Linked DNA regions of Homo sapiens: region 1 is linked to region 2. A link is a contact called in ENCODE Hi-C or POLR2A ChIA-PET data. All regions are on one chromosome and are shown on one strand. The core of a region is the stretch at or near the end of the contact, and the rest is flanking DNA. Distances in the headings are between cores, read along the strand shown.

Evidence for each region. A loop is a pair of places that touch in the nucleus more often than their neighbours do. ChIA-PET counts read pairs that join two places held with the same protein, here RNA polymerase II (POLR2A). Pooled maps may share reads with other maps.
Region 1: a loop to region 2 is called in a map of adrenal gland, with 2.3 times the contacts of the local background. The contact joins the enhancer-like site here to the promoter of GRIFIN in region 2. A Hi-C loop is called at or near these places in 20 of 168 maps with a recorded cell type or tissue (B cell, CD14-positive monocyte, CD4-positive, alpha-beta T cell and 16 more), 4 of 37 single-sample maps with no recorded cell type and 19 of 50 pooled maps. POLR2A ChIA-PET finds 5 or more read pairs at or near these places in 4 of 52 experiments (GM12878, WTC11, activated naive CD8-positive, alpha-beta T cell and 1 more).

What each region holds. Positions count from the first base shown.
Region 1 is chr7:2,570,733-2,573,432 of GRCh38, forward strand. It overlaps IQCE (IQ motif containing E), which reads left to right. Exons shown (of 22, transcript NM_152558.5): 4 at 794-922; 5 at 1,460-1,594; 6 at 2,686-2,700. Among named protein-coding and RNA genes, the nearest start is that of IQCE, 13 kb to the left of the region's middle. RefSeq lists an enhancer at 920-2,119. Within about 2 kb of position 1,364, at least 5 of the 41 ENCODE cell types and tissues checked have a DNase peak (open chromatin) inside an H3K27ac peak, as active enhancers do; they include adrenal gland, where a contact is called at or near this core.
Region 2 is chr7:2,474,959-2,477,658 of GRCh38, forward strand. It overlaps GRIFIN (galectin-related inter-fiber protein), which reads right to left and starts at 1,440. Exons shown (of 5, transcript NM_001394787.1): 1 at 1,414-1,440; 2 at 962-1,041; 3 at 711-870; 4 at 183-349. The coding sequence starts at 1,425.

The DNA.
Region 1 (2,700 bases), core at 114-2,613, 96 kb after region 2:
GATAAAGAATTTTAAAACATTTCCCTTACTTTCATACAAAATCAAGAATGCCCTGAAACAGTAAGATTTTTCTCATTTATTTTAGATATTTTACATATTAAGTTCTAAATATTGCTCTGTCACTATGTAGTGACATTAAAAATGTGACATGTTAAAAAGGCACAAAACGATGTGTTCACTGTGGCTGTGAGTGTGTAAGAACACGCACATCTCTCAAAATTGGGGGTGAGAAATTAAATGCTATAATAAATGTTGGTAGAATTCATATATTTCCCATTATATTCTTCCCATTCTTTTCTTTTCTTTTCTTAAGAAAAGCCTGTTACCCAGGCTGGAATGCAGTGGCATGATCATAGCTCACTGTAGCCTCGACCTCCTGGGCTCAAGAGATCCTCCTGCCTCAGCCCCCTTGAGTAGCTGGGACCACAGGTGTGAGCCACCACACCCAGCTAATTTTTAGATTTTTTATAGAGACAGGGTCTTGTTGTATTGCCCAGGCTGGTCTTGAATTCCTGGCCTCAAGCGATTCTCCTGCCTTAGCCTCCCAAGGTATTGGTATTATAGGCATGAGCCACCATGCCTGGCCTCATTATGCTATTTCTTTATAATAAAAGTTAAAGGAGAAATGTCAGTATATAGGTAAAGTAACTCTTTTTTCATTTTTGCCAGAATGTTTGACTAGAGTCACCACGCTCGTGGATTTTGTTTTCCTATTTCTGTCTTTCTGAAGTTCATGTGTTGAGCTCACATGTTGCTGTCCGGCACCTCTGAATCCACGTGTTGGCTTTTCCAGAGTCACCTTATCTCTCTAAGCCGAGAAAAGTGGCCTCCTGGAGGTCCCTCAGGACGGCAGGGAGCATGCCTCTGGGCGGCCGAGCGTCCCTGACCCCGCAGAAGCTGTGGCTGGGAACCGCAAAGCCAGGTATGTGGTTGTCGCACTGGAGACCCTTCCTGCTTGAGAGAAGAGTTCGAGAAATTTCAGGGAGTGGTTTGAGATGGAGTTTTTAATATTCCTTGTTTGAATTACATTGTCTTTAGTTTTCTCGAAGACATCAAATATACACATCGTAGTTTTATGTCATGCATAAATGTGGTTTCGCCAAGTGGCGCTTTAGCCTCCCTTGGTCCCGTGTGGTCTCTACATGGGAGTGGTGAGTTGTCTTGCCAGAGCCAACTGTTATAGTCTTAGGAGTTTGGTGGGCTGGTCAGTGTCATGCTGGCAACCTGATATTAGACATGGTAGAAATATGTATACCGTGGAAATAGGCAAACATTGTAATCAGGACTGTATTAATTGATATTTGGGAGCTGGTTGGTTAACCATTTACCAGCACGACACTGACGGCTGGCGTCTATCAGTGATTCAGCTTTCTTCAATCCAGGAAAGTTGATTAGAAACAAAACCTCCCATTGTGTGTGCTTGTATCTGTCATATTAAACCCATGCACATTCAAACCAGGAAGTCTGACCCAGGCCCTGAACTCACCCCTCACCTGGGAGCATGCGTGGACTGGCGTCCCCGGCGGCACTCCTGACTGTCTGACAGACACCTTCAGAGTGAAGAGGCCACATCTCAGGCGCTCTGCCAGCAACGGTGAGCATGCCGATGGTGGCGAGGCTGAGGCCAAGGAAGAGCAGAAAGGAAAGGACAGTCTCTGGGCTGGAGGCGTCCTTCGTCAGAGCAGGATTTCTGGCTTCGTGCATGAGCTCCGTCACTGGGAGGTTTTGGGAGGTCGTGGGAGCAGTGACTCACACAGTGACTCACAAAAACCCGCCTGCCCCAGAAGGTAGCTTTCCTCGTGGGTGCAGGGATATCTCGCCAGGTGTCATCTGTACCTCCCTCCCTAAACATAGAGGCGTACTTAAATTTATTCATTGAGTAAATGATATTAGGAACAAATACTAATAAATAAATAATGATAAAAAGTCCAAGTCGCACCAAAGAGAATCAGCTTGTTTCTGTGTTTATGTTCCTGCCTAGTCTCTTTTTTTTTAGAGACGGAATCTCGCTGTGTTGCCCAGGCTGGTCTCAAATTCCTGGACTCAAGTGATCCTCTCACCTTGGCCTCCCAGAATCCTGGGATTACAGGCATGAGCCACCGTGCCCGGCCTCTCTCTTTATCCACGTGTTTCCCACCTATCCTCCTTAAGGAAGAACAGCCTCCAGGGTGTATTGAAAACCTCCTCACTGTACTCCAGGAATTGATTACCTTCCTGCTTTTACTGGTTGGGAGTTATCTTTTAGGCTGAAATTTAGATGTTTAATATACTAGGTATCATTAAAACCAAAGTAAGCCTGACTGTTTTTACATTGGAATGGGTGTTGAGATGCTCTGTGCATTTTTTGTGTTTGGTATTTGTTTGTTTTGCTATTTAAATCTGAACATGTCCCTCCTCCTTCCGTGAGTCCCTTCTTTCATCCTTTTACTGTCATGAAACTTGGTCTTCACATGTTTATTTATTTACTTTTTGCTTCATCTCTCTCTATCTACCATTTTTGCTTTTCTTGCTACTTGGTGTGAAGTATCATGATCAGGCTGGAAAACATGGAATTATTTTGGCTTTTTTATTTTCTTCTTTTTTAAAAGGAAATGTTACTAACTTCCAGGTTTTCCTTAAAGTATAGCCAAGAATTCTTTCTACTTTGTAGATAGTCTTTGAAACGATTTGTTTATGTTTCTCTAGGTCATGTCCCTGGGA
Region 2 (2,700 bases), core at 190-2,689:
CCCTGCTCCCGTGGCCGGATATGCAGGGCTGGCAGGGAGAGGAGCAGGGTGGGACGCCAGGCAGACAACCCCTCCCCAGGCGGAGGAGGGTCCCCGGATCAGGGTGAGAAGCAAAATCCCTGCTGGGGTGGGCAGTGTGGGGCAGGAATGGGCAGGGACCTGGGTAGAGGCAGGGACTTTACCCCCAGCTCAGGCCCCTCTTGGCCAGCTCCACCTGGGCCAGGCAGTGGTCACTCAGCACGCGCACCCTGGTGGTGGCGCCCAGCGGCCTCTGACGGCATGGGAACTGTAGCACCTTGTGCTCCGGGGCGTAGACGTGGAAGTGCTCCGCGTCCCAGCTGACCTCTATCTGGGCAGGCTGGGGCCAGTGACCTCAGTGCCAGCCCCCAGGGCCTGGGGTCTGGTCCCGCTTTTAACGGTGATGTGCCTGCCGGCCGTCTCCAGGAAGGACAGCCTGGCAGGCCCCGGGGGTCCCTTGGCTTGGAGCCCCCAGCCCAAAGTCCCCTCCTTTCTCCCAAGATGGGGTGGCTGGTAGCCAGGGTGGTGGGTACCTACTGCACACGTAGGGAAACTGAGGCCAGGGAGGCCACCCAGACCTTGCCCTGGCCCACTGACCTGTAAGCGTCCACCGTGAACCCGCTGCCCACTGGCCCCCTGTTCCCCCACGGGCCTTCCCTGCCTAGCCCAGGCCCCACCCAGGCCCCTGTCACCTCAAAGGGCTCCCCCGGGGCCAGCGGGAAGATGCTAGACACCTGCTCCGGGCCCCAGCGGCCGTACTGGAAGGCATTGCCCACCACAGTGGCGCTGGAGAACCGGGGCTTGATGTGGAAGGCAATGTCCCCCGTCTCCAACAAGAAGTTAGTCTCGAACCTGGGGCGGACATGGTGCGGGTCAAGAGCTGCAAAGAGCTGGGCCGGCCACCCAGCCCAAGGCCCAGCGAGGGGAGGGCGGTGCCGCTGACCTGTCCTCTCCAGAGTCAGCATGTCCCTGGACCAGCAGCTTCCAGCCGGGGGCCAGGCCGCCCGCACAGAAGGCTTTAGACTGAGTGGAAGAGACAGGGGGACCAGCCTCATGGGGCTGCAGCCTCCTCCCTCCCACCCCCACCCCCACCCTATCCCATCTGTCCAGGAAGGTCCCTGCCCACCCAGCCTGCCCCCAACCCAGTGCCAGACATAGGCTAAGGCTCTGTTCATCTGGTGTCTTTGTGACAGGGTGACCAGGGCTGGGGTGGGAGGGACACACCTGCCCAGCAGGCCAGCTCTGGGGGGACCTTCACCCTGACGCCCTCTCAGCCCTGAGATCTGATGAGAGGCCAGAGCCCATACCCCATCTCTGTGCAGAGAGAGCACGGGTGGCTCAGGGAGCCCCCAGCCCTGCACCGTTCTCCTTCTCCAGGTCCAGGGTCTCACCCACCTGCACTGCCATCTGCTCCCAGCCACTGTGGGAGGGCGCGGGGAGCCTGGGGTATAGATGGGGGGCTAGGGGTGGGAAGTGCCGGGGGGCTGGGGGTGGGGAGCGCCGGGGGAGGGCTGGGGGTGGGGAGCGCCGGGGTGGGGCTGGGGGTGGGGAGCGCCCGGAGTGGGGGGGCTGGGGGTGGGGAACGCCGGGCCCCACCCCCGGGTGACTTGGCAAGGTCTCTGGGCCCTTCCCAGCCCATATCTCCCTACCCCTCGGGCCTCTCCCTTCCAGCTGGTTCTCTGTGCAGGCGCAAGGGAGATGGGTCACCTGCCCCTGCTCCCCCAAGCCCTCTCCTGCCTGACTCTCACCCACTTCACTCCTTCAGGATCCAGGAAAGCAGCCACTCCTTTCTCACTGGGACGGCAAGGTCTAGGCAGGGACCCTGGCCCGGCTCTTCCTCCGGGATCACGGGCCCCTCCAGGGACTCGAACCCTCCCATCCGGCCAAGGGCAGGCTTAGGAGGGGAGGCTTGGCTGCCGACCCCTGCCCTGGCTTCCCAGGTCCCGTCTGACCACGTGGTGCTGCAGGGCCTGTCCCCCAGCCCACCCTGGCCCCCGCCGCCTGCCCCCACTGGCTCAGCCACCCCATGGGGCATACAGCAAGGATTAGGCCGGCGCTGGTCAGCGCATTCCAGGCTCTGGCAGGCGAGGGGAGGGCTTTTCCCACACCCAGGATGCTCCCCACCTCAGGCTGAGCATGGGGGGGACCAGCTGGGCCCTCAAGGAGGAAGGGAGGTGAGCAGAGAGAGTCTCAGGCTGTCGGGCAGCTTTGGGGCCTCCGAGGACGGGAACCGGCCCGAAGTGGACCTGGAGGGGGCACAGAGCCCTAGGGCTGCTGCAGGTGGGTGTGTGTGCAGCCATGTGCAGCCATGTGCAGTGCGTGTGCAGTGATCTCGTGGGTGGGTATCCTGGCTGCAGGCCGGACGATTGTGTGAGCCCATGAGTGTGCGAGGCATGGGGTGTGAGTTCCAGAGACTCTGGGTGACAGGGAGGTTTGCTGTGTCCCTGCCTGTGTGTCTGAAGAGGCCTGGCCCCCAGGATGCCCCCGCCAGGATTCTCCATTCTCACGTCTCCTGCCGCCCTGTCCCCGTGTTCGAGTGGGCCCTCCAGTCCCCCATCCGCAGGGGTCCCTTCCAGCCATTCTCTCCAAGCCCTGGCAGGGCTGACCTGGGTCCCGCCTGACCTCTCCATGGGTGCTGCCGCTGGGGCCTGTGCCCGGACGTCCTGGTAGGAGGGTGGGACT